3 separate regions of the Homo sapiens genome follow, and all the other regions are linked to region 1. A link is a contact called in ENCODE Hi-C data. All regions are on one chromosome and are shown on one strand. The core of a region is the stretch at or near the end of the contact, and the rest is flanking DNA. Distances in the headings are between cores, read along the strand shown.

The links. Hi-C counts contacts between places; a loop is a spot of excess contacts on that map. Pooled maps may share reads with other maps.
Region 2: a loop to region 1 is called in a map of CD4-positive, alpha-beta T cell, with 10 times the contacts of the local background. The contact joins the enhancer-like site here to the promoter of NCKAP1 in region 1. A Hi-C loop is called at or near these places in 1 of 168 maps with a recorded cell type or tissue (CD4-positive, alpha-beta T cell), 1 of 37 single-sample maps with no recorded cell type and 8 of 50 pooled maps.
Region 3: a loop to region 1 is called in a map with no recorded cell type, with 12 times the contacts of the local background. The contact joins the enhancer-like site here to the promoter of NCKAP1 in region 1. A Hi-C loop is called at or near these places in 4 of 37 single-sample maps with no recorded cell type and 4 of 50 pooled maps.

What each region holds. Positions count from the first base shown.
Region 1 is chr2:183,036,949-183,040,309 of GRCh38, forward strand. NCKAP1 (NCK associated protein 1) reads right to left here and starts at 1,509. Exons shown (of 31, transcript NM_013436.5): 1 at 1,044-1,509. The coding sequence starts at 1,151. RefSeq lists silencers at 929-1,048, 1,109-1,698, 1,431-2,082.
Region 2 is chr2:181,310,350-181,313,710 of GRCh38, forward strand. All of the region lies in intron 3 of LINC01934 (long intergenic non-protein coding RNA 1934), which reads left to right. Among named protein-coding and RNA genes, the nearest start is that of MIR4437, 6.4 kb to the left of the region's middle. RefSeq lists an enhancer at 2,519-2,568. Within about 2 kb of position 1,687, at least 7 of the 41 ENCODE cell types and tissues checked have a DNase peak (open chromatin) inside an H3K27ac peak, as active enhancers do; they include CD4-positive, alpha-beta T cell, where a contact is called at or near this core.
Region 3 is chr2:181,989,803-181,993,163 of GRCh38, forward strand. The region is part of intron 2 of PPP1R1C (protein phosphatase 1 regulatory inhibitor subunit 1C); the gene reads left to right. Among named protein-coding and RNA genes, the nearest start is that of PPP1R1C, 5.6 kb to the left of the region's middle. Within about 2 kb of position 1,854, at least 2 of the 41 ENCODE cell types and tissues checked have a DNase peak (open chromatin) inside an H3K27ac peak, as active enhancers do.

The DNA.
Region 1 (3,361 bases), core at 259-2,758:
CATTGGAAACTCGATGGATCTAAATTTTCCAAATATCTCTTTTTCTCTTTATCAAATTGTTTAAAACTTACCAACCTTGCCTTAAGGGGAGAGATTTTGTTGTTTTGTCCTACGATAATGAATGTAATTATTTGTTCTATCTTTACATGGACTTTTCTAAACTTCCAGTGGTCTTCCACTCCTTACTGTACTGAGGACATGTAAAAGCCTTTAAATGGGCCTATTAGCTATAGTTGCTCAAATTATCAGACTATGCTATAAATCAGCAGCAATTGCAACATTTTTACGGTTTTTATTTTGTACAGACACCGAACTTTAAGAAATGGTATTGGAAAATCTAACATGAGGAGGAGTACAGGGGAAAGAGTAGAAGGTTGTTATTCCAGTTCTAGTGACTCACAGCCTAGAAGTATTTCAGAAAATTGGTTCCACCCTCACTTCCCCCTCCTCTCCACCTTCAAAATGAAATAATCCCAAATCGTCAACACACTCTCAATGGCTTTTTATTTAGCAATCTAAAATAAAGTGGCAAAGTGGAGGGGATACGGGATTCATCCAATCAGCCCTTCTCTACCCACATTCCCACACCAAAAAATGGGGATGTGGGGTGTAATCCCTGTTCACTGCTGCCATCTCCGTAAGAATATGGAACACTCAAGTTTTCCTACCCACCTAGAATTTCGCCCACCCACCACCCTCCCTTTCCTATGGGCCCCATCATGGGGGCGGGGGCGCCGAGGAGGGGACAGCTCCCGGCTCCCAGCGGCGCCCCCACCCCGTGCGAGGCCCAGCGCCCGATCCCGCCGCCGGGAGCCGGGAAATGGCTTCTCTGCCTTCGGCCGGCCGGCGAACCACAGGGAGAGGCGCCCGGGACTCCGCATTAGGCCGCGGCGCATCCAGGCGACCCCGGGCCGGGCCTCGGGCGGCGACGCCGAGATTTCTACACCCGGCGCCTCCTGCCGCCCCCACCCCACGGCCTCCCTTGCCCTTCATCCCTCCCGGGCCCGCCCGCCTCCGCCGCGGCCTCCCCGGCCCGTGCGCACCTTCTTGATGTTGTAGAGGCGGGTGAGCATGCCGACGCCCCGGTCGTTGAGGATGGTGAGCTTCTCCGCCAGCTTCTGCTGACTGGGCTGCAGCACTGAGCGCGACATGGTGGTGCTGGTGCCGCCGCCGCCGCCGGCCGCCTCGCGCCCAGTCACGGGCCCGCGGCCTTCGCAGCAGCCTCTCTCGGGCCTCCTCCCCTCCCGCCCGCGACCTCCGCCTTAGGAGAGCGCGCCCATGGCCCTCGCGCCCCAATCCCGCGCCGGCGACAGAGCGAGCCGCGGCGGACTCCTCGGAGCCCCTTCTCCCGCAGCAGCCCGCGCCCCGGCAGCCTCCTGCCTTCCGCCCGCCGCCCTTCCGCCCCCACCCCCGGCGCTCTCCGCCCCAGCCCCCAACGAGCCGCCTTCCCCGGCTGCTCCACTAGGTGTGGCGGCGGCGGCGGCGGCGGCGGCGTCTCCGGCGGCTGAGAACGAGGCCGCTTCCCGCAGCCCCGGACGGGCCCTCGGTCACCTGATCGGCAGCGCCGGCGCCCCCGCGAGGCCGGACGGGGAACTGCGGCCGACGGGCCCTCGGCATGGCCTCGCCGCCGCCGCTCTGGCCCTGGCCCTGGCCCGGACCGCCCACTACGCCTGATGCCGGGATGGGAGTCCCAAGCGGGGACTGAGTGGGGTCGCGTTGTGTGCTCTTTCCACTTCGCCCCACACCCCACTCCTTCAAGTTCCCAAAAGTTGCTTTTCCGCACCACCCTTCTAAAGAAACCGGCAGAAACTCTGCTGGGAGGCGGGGTGTTTTCCAGGCGAGTTTCGCTTAAGAGTGGGCTGGTGGCTCCAAGCGCTTTTTCCTCCCACTGCTTGACAGGCGCTCGCCGCAGAACACAGCAGATGTTGTGCTCCGCGAGGTGGGGATCGCCTCTGCCAGCCTCCCCAGCCCATCCTCAGTCTCCCCGCCTGGAACCAGTTTGTGAGAGAGGAGGTCGGAAGTGAGGGTAACTCAAGTCCTTGAGATAATCACAATCTAGACTTTGTCGGCGAGGAGCACCCATCCGGAGGAGACGCAGTAGGTCCTGGCATGTGGAAGGCAAAAAATAAATGTTTGTTCAATGCCTAAAGGAACCGCTCCCATTTTTTTACAGCCTCCACCCTAAATCCCACTTCTTCTTGGAAACATTCTTCTTTGCCATCTCATTTTTCCTGATCAATTTCTTCTTAGCGACACTCCAAGGCTACTCCCTTGTCAAATGTATTAGACATGATTCCAAAAGTGAACTAACTGAGGACTTACGTAATTGAGGTGAGAAACTTCAGCCAAGAGGACTCAGGCCTCTAATATTTTTGGCTTTGCCTTTTCTCGATATGTTAATTTTTTATATTATATTCATTAATTTTAAGTCAGTAACAAAATGTCCCGCCACATTCAATAAGACATTCTAAGAGTAATAAGCCATCACTGGATTTATCAAAACTCTTTAAGAAAAGGAAATTGTAATGAATAGCTTTAAAATATTTTTTAAAGCTACTATATCTACTATTCGTAAAGAAATCTTCATTTTAATATTCCAACAAGAAAGAAGGAGTGGACTGAATGGATTTAATCTAAGGGGCATTTAAAAGAGTCCTGTTCCCACCAAAAGAAGTCATAATCATACCTGCCAGTGTGCCTGAAATTCTATATACAAAGCTGCAGTACCTTGAATGAATGCTTTGTACCTAGAGAGTCTTAAGAATACAAACACTTCAGAGAGATCATCTGTCGAGCTATTACTAGTCATTAACTGGTCAAGGAATTTAATTTATCTGGTTACTTCTCAGCCTGATAGTTAACATTTTAATTTAGAGGAGGCAAGGTTGTGGGGCCTGGAATAGTAAGGGCAGACCTGAGAAGGGGAGGCTGCGAGGAGGGGTTTGGGGTAGCCAGATAAGAAAATTTAAAAATGTTGAACATTGGGGAAATATGTGCTCCTTTAGGGAGACTACAAATAACTAAGTCTAGACGCAGAATTACAGAGTGCTACCAATAAAAGATTGTCTCATTTTCTAGTTTTTAAAAACTGCTGTATAGGGAGAACAAGAAAATGGCACTGTATTATAAATTTGAACACAACTCTTACTCCCCAAGAAAAACTATCATGTTGCCATATAAACTTGAATACTAGTAGCTGCTTATAACTCAGGAAGTACCCAATAGGAGAACGCTGTAGATAGTAGTCTCATTATTCAATATTTATTGTCACTAATTCATAGACATACTGGCCCTAGACTGTAATGAAATGTATATATTTGCGTAAAAGAGATTAGATGTAGATGAATTACAATTTTTGTCT
Region 2 (3,361 bases), core at 437-2,936, 1.7 Mb before region 1:
TTTCCTATGGCACACATTTACCTATGTAACAAACCTGCACTCCTGCACATATATCCCAGAACTAAAAATAGATAAATAAGTAATGATAAAAGAAAAAAATGCTAAAGTGAATTCTTCACATTGAAAAATGAAACAATGAAATAATATGATTTCATATGAAACCATAGGAAAATATAAAGCTCTCTATAAAAGGTAAATATATATACAAGTATAAGACTGTTATCATAATGATGGTATATAAAACTCTCATAATTCTGCTATAGATTTAGTATAGTGTACTACTAAACTGTACACTTAAAAAGGTATAAAATGTTATATTTGTTTTAGTTCAATTAAAATTTTATAAAATGAAAAAAGAAAACTAATTCATAACATGGATGTATTAATTTATTATTTATTACCAAAATTGCATTTTATAAAGAAAAATAGCAATCTATGTTATAACCAAAGATACTCTGAAAAAAAAATCAGGTTAAAATATGGAAAAATATTTCAAACAAAAATATGTGAAAAAATGAAAAGTACAATAAAAATATCAACATGCGTTTTTATGAAGCTAGACAAGTTTATTTTAAAGTTTATGCAGAAAAATACATACACAAGAATAGGGCCTGGCATGGTGGCTTATGCCTATAATCCCAGCACTTTGCGAGGCCTTGGTGAGAGGACTGCTTGAGCCCAGGAGTTTATGACCAGCCTAGGCAACATTAGTGAGGCCCTGTCTCTACAAAACATTAAAAAAAATAATAATAACCAAGTGTGGTCCCAGTTACTCAGGAGGCTGAGGCAGGAGAATCACTTGAGCCTGGGAGGTCAAGGTTGCAGTGAGCCAGGCAGTGAGCACTCCAGCAGGCTGGGTGACAGAGTGAGGCCCTGTTTCAAAAAAAAAAAAAAAAAAAAAAAAACACTAAAAAGAAAAGCTGTAAGTGGGAACTAGTTATAACAAATGTTAAAACCTAGTATAAATCTTTTATACTTAAATCTTTTTATACTATAAATCTTTTAAACAGTGTGTCACCAGCTCATGATAAAAAGACTGATGAGTGGAACTGAATGGAAATTCTAGAAATAGATCCAGGTACATATTGAACTTGGGTATGTATGTGCATATCTGTACATTTACATCTATTTCCAAGTTCTCTGCCAAACCTGAAAACCCATTTTTGGGGATTTCTCTCCTGCACTGACTTGGTGTTACTGTCCTGGCAGGTGAACCTTGATTTTATTCCATGCTTCTAGTGATAGATTTTACCAGCATTGTTCATTACAACTTTCTGTATTGATGGAAATGTTCTAAAATCCGGGCTGTCCATTAGGGAAGCCACTGTCCATATGTGACTATTGAGCCTTTGAATTAGGCCAATGTGTGACTGAGAAACTTAGTTTTAAATTCTATTTAATTTGAATTAATTTATGTTTAAATAGTCATACAAGGTGTGTGGGGACGCTACTGGATGATCCTGCCCTATACTCTAAGCTCCTCCAGGAGAGGTCCAAGTCTGTTTAGTTCACATCAATGTCTAGTACAGTGCCTGAGGGATGACTAGTCTTTTTATTTCCAATCCGTATTAATTCTATTACATATGTATAGTAGGAGGGCTGGTTGCACCCTGATGTTCAGCTCCAAACCAGAAGATTAAATGCCCCAGTGCTGGATGTAGATGCTTAGAAGAAGCAGAAGCAGCTGCTAAGGGTGGGGCGTGATCAGGGAGGAGAACTGCAGCTTGTAATCGGTATTTCTTGCAAAGGCTTTTCCCTCTGCAAAAGTTCACTCTAATTTACATAAACCTCGGAGTATTGTTTTTAGATAATAGGGAGTAAAAAACAAAAGCAGACATAAATATATTTATCCACCTGCCTCAAGAAAATGATAGCTTTCTTAAAATAGTATTTTCAGCCTTTCTCTGGAGAAATATGTCTTTGAGGAAACATACACTCTCAATGGTTTAAGTAAACACGTCTCAGGAAAGCAGAACATCAGATGGAGGGCTCAACAGCAACAAAAGGAGGAAATCAGAATTTTATAAGAATTTCTGGTAATCTAAAGATTGTTTAAATCAGATCTTCATAGACAATTTTGGGCAAAGTCAAATAAAATGTTAATGCTGGTATAGAGAGAGCAAATGTTCTATGGGGCCATAAATGACTGACTGGACTTTCAGCTTTCCCAGTCCCTCAGCCGAGTAAGGAAAGCTACTCAACTTCTCTGATCATTAGCTCGTTTATCCGCAAAAGAGAATTGTATTGGGTAAGTGTGGTTTGCGGGGATGGAAATGTGGGTCAATGGTCAGCAGAGGTGAATTCCCCTCTACTAGTGTTTCCTGTCACACTATAGCTACCCCAAAGAGGTTGTCGTACAGGGTTAAACAATGTGAGAGCTGGAGAAGGTTCTAGAAATCACCCAATCAAATGAGGAAATCGACTAAAGAGGCAAAGACAAAAGTGATACCAGCAGCAGACTCTAAAAAAAGAACATGGCAAAAGTCACCAGGCTCACACCTGCTCCATGCTCTGGGTCACCATCTTCGAAATCAGGACTCTGCTGAAAGTTCAGAGATGCTAACACTCAAGTGCATATTTCAAGTACAGCTTTCTCACGCTGTGATTTCCATTATTTGTTTTTCTTTAGTTTGTTAAGTGTGTTGCCAGAGTGATGAGATTTCTTTATTCGAGCAAGTGATTACAATCACTTTACATTAAAAAAAAAAAAAGTCTCAACATTATATAGTAGGAAGACCAGCTTTTTGCTCAGTCTTCTACAGTTTTCTCTCTTTCAATGAGGCACTTTGGCGTATCTTAAATTTCAATGAACACAAACAACTTTCAGGGTTTTCTTTCTTTCTTTCTTTCTTTCTTTCTTTCTTTCTTTCTTTCTTTCTTTCTTTCTTTCTTTCTCTCTCTCTCTCTCTCTCTCTCTCTTTCTTTCTTTCTTTCTTTCTTTCTTTCTTTCTTTCTTTCTTTCTTTCTTTCTCTTTCTCTCTCTCTCTTTCGTTCTTTTACTCTGGGTGGCCTCTTTAGCTTCATTGTCTTTTCTCTTCCTGATCATAAGACACAGCATACAGATGTCTGATTGTGACAAAGGACTTGTGAAATTACACATTACAGACAAAGAATAGTTATGTCAGTTATGAAATTTTGTATTTTATAGTACAGTGCAGAAGTGCAATATCAATGTGTAGATCAAATATTTGCTTAAAAGAAAATTCCCTAAAGTCATACAATTTGGAAATTCGTTCAGATTTGAGTATGCTTTTGATTTACTTTACAGCAAGTATAAAATCCATTTTATTTTCTCTCCTGTTTCCTGATTTGGGTACTTAATTTTACATAGGTAAACATCTACAAACCTTTCCTCGTGTCA
Region 3 (3,361 bases), core at 604-3,103, 1.0 Mb before region 1:
ACCTGCCTGCATCTTCCTCCCCCTTTATGGAAACTAGAATAGTCTACAAAGAATTAATCAGCTTTTGGCTGTGTATAGGACTTGGATAAGTGTGCATGGCAACTAGAGATTTTGGACTAGTGATGGATTTTTGTAGTAAAACCCTTAAAAGCTTATAGTTTTCCCAGTAAAAATGATCTAGCACCAAGCTTACTGGGGAAATAACTCTAAAGATAAAACAACAACAACAACAAAGAAACAAACAGCAAAAAAAGAACACTAAACCAAATCAAACTTGGATACTGGTCTTAACTAGCCATGTGATGTGATCTTGGGAAAGGGATATCTCCAAGCTTTCTTTTCTTTCTTTTTTTTTTGAGACAGTCACCCTCTGTCGCCCAGGCTTGAGTGCAGTGGCGCGATCTCAGCTCACTGCAAGCTCCACCTCCGGGGTTCACGCCATTCTCCTGCCTCAGCCTCCCGAGCAGCTGGGACTACAGGCTCCTGCCACCACGCCCGGCTAATTTTTTTGTATTTTTTTTTTAGTAGAGACGGGGTTTCACCGTGTTAGCCGGATGGTCTCGATCTCCTGACCTCGCTATCCGCCCGCCTCGGCCTCCCTAAGGGCTGGGATTACAGGCCTGAGCCACAGCGCCCGGCCTCCAAGCTTTATTTTCTCATCTATAAAATAGGGATCATAGTGTTCTTTCTTTCAACCTCACAGGGTTGTAGTAATGATCAAAAGAGTTACCATGAACATGACTTAAAAATTGCAAAGTGCAACAAAGATTAGGTATCATTAACTGATGTGTTCGGGAATACAATATTTGCATGTGATATTTAAGAACAAAGATATAACAAGAAAAACAGAATCTTCATAATCTCATCTGTTCTAAATATTTCTGCGCGATCCAACAGTTTCTTTTCCACACATTATTTGAACACTCTCTATCAAACAACAAAACAAATAAGAGTAACAACGAAAACACTCATAAGTGTTAAATGACCATTTTTAAGCAACTGTTTCTCCTGTCCCCCAAAAGCAATATGTTGTTTGAAAAACAAAAGCTGGGTGCAGCTTTAAATCCTGGTAAAACTAAACAAATCTCTTCAATTCACTGAAATTGGCCAGGGAATAATTGGCTGTTCTTGGACTCACCTGTCATTAATGCTGTTTAAAATTCAAAACCCTGCAAATCTTTCTTTATTGTCAATTAATAAAGCAAAGAAAATTAAATTCTTCATTATAGAAACATAAGTAATAAAACATTCCAATTCATATGACAAGATCAGTGTACTGCAATCACTGTTAAATGGATTAGACATAGCTTGCTTTTTTTTTTAACCTTTTGAAGTGTTTGCAGGAAGAGTAAATTATAGGAGTATTTGAAAGAATGATTATATATATTCTGTTTATATTTTGTAGAGGAAAAATAGAAAGATATTTCAAGATGTATATTCAGATTTTTTGTTTGCTAGTTCATCTATGCTGGTCTAAACACATAGATGAGATAGGCACCTGATTAGTTGTATTCTAGGGGCAGCATAATGTCCCATCAGTCCCTTTCTGACAAATAACCTAGAACTCTCAGCAGTAGAAGCACTATGTAAACAGATACTTAATCTGTTAAGGATATATCACCCTCTGGCATGGGTTAGTAAATCAGTTTAACTCAAAATAGTGGGAGATGAAACTAAAATTTTTAAATTGAAGGCATGAGTCAGGGAAAGTTTAGTAACAGAGGTGTGTCTTTAGGGTAGAAAAAGCAGAAACAATGTATTTGCTCCTAGGAATAACTCTCAACAGTCAGGTGGCAGCAAAAAGATACTGAAAAACTGAGATAGGGGAAGTAGGGAATCGCCAAAGTTCCCTATATTTCGTCTTTTTCAAATGTTTTCTGGGGCTACCAACATGAGTGACCTTTGTAGCAAACTGCCTCTCTGTATTTTCAGTTCCTCTTCTGATTAAGGGCCTCTTTATGATAAGCTCTCTGAAGCTACACAGGAGAGCATTATTATCTATTCTTATACTGTGTGCTGTTTGCTTTTACTTTTGTATAATCTGTAGTGAACTGGTTTGGTTCCTATATATTTTTTTTTATCTAGAGAGCTGCTTATGTGTAAATCCTCTCTGTAGGGAAATAAATGGCAAAGATACTTTCTGTAATTTATTCCATCACATCTATAGATATTTTAAGTCTACTTAAAAACAAGTAATGTCTTAAGTAGACTTATGAAAAGACTGTATATTTGGCTACCAGCGTTTGAAATCTAGAGTTGGAAAATAATTTCAGAAAATACCTACTTTAACCACACATCTTCATGACAGACATACATAAACCAACCCAAGTCCCTGAGACTCGCTCCATTTTATATACCTCAGAGAAGAATCCATAATTAACCGGGCTTTTCAACTCCAGCTCTGATAATTTCAGATGTTAGAAAATGATTTCTTATACCAAACTTAAATATAAATTCCCCACTTTATTCTAAAATAACTTCATTTGTTCTCTGCAATAAAAAGTCATTTTCTCACCTTTTAAAAAATATGAATGAATGATTATTTTCTTTTATTCTCAATCTCCCTAAGGGCTTTAATAAACTCTATCCGAATTCTCCCTATTGCTCTGCCTTTGAAGCCCAGAGCTGGACACAGTCTTCCAGTAAAAAGCCAGCCTAGACCAGGTCTTCTGAATATTAAAGTTTGTGGCATCCATTGTTTTCCATTTACCGTTAAGCAGAGACAATATGGTTACAGTTATATTTAATGGACCTGACGCCTACTAAACATGAGTGAGCTGTATGAGGCCTGGAGATAAGTGCAGATTTGGGTAAGTACCCAGGAGTTTTGACGTCATTTAAAAGCTCACTGTACATCTAAAAAGTGGAATCCGAAGCATAAGGTAAAATAGTTTTTTGAGTATATTTATTGAACTTCCTATCACAGCCAAATTTTGGGGAAATCGACTTTATCTTTGACCCTTTTAGTGTCAAATATCCTTTGAAATCAAGAATAAAAACAAAGGTTGTTCTCACATGCCTCAGGTTCCCAAAAGTTAGTTAATAGGAGACATAAGAGATATATGATACTAAATATAATACTATCTCCTTTCAAATTTGATAGCAGGCCTGGTCATTAGAGAGAACTGAGATGTGCAATTGCTTTGGCTATTCATTTCCAGAAACGAAAAAGAAGCCACAGTTTATACTGTATGTAGCATATTACTTTCTAAATGAGGCATACGTTTCAGGATTCTGAAACTAAGTTAAAAAAACAGATTTTGAAGCCTCTAGATTGGATTCCTGAGACACTGGATGATAGCTAGGAAATAATGCTGGACTAAGATTGAATTGTTCAAAACGCAAGGGGGCTCCAGAAATT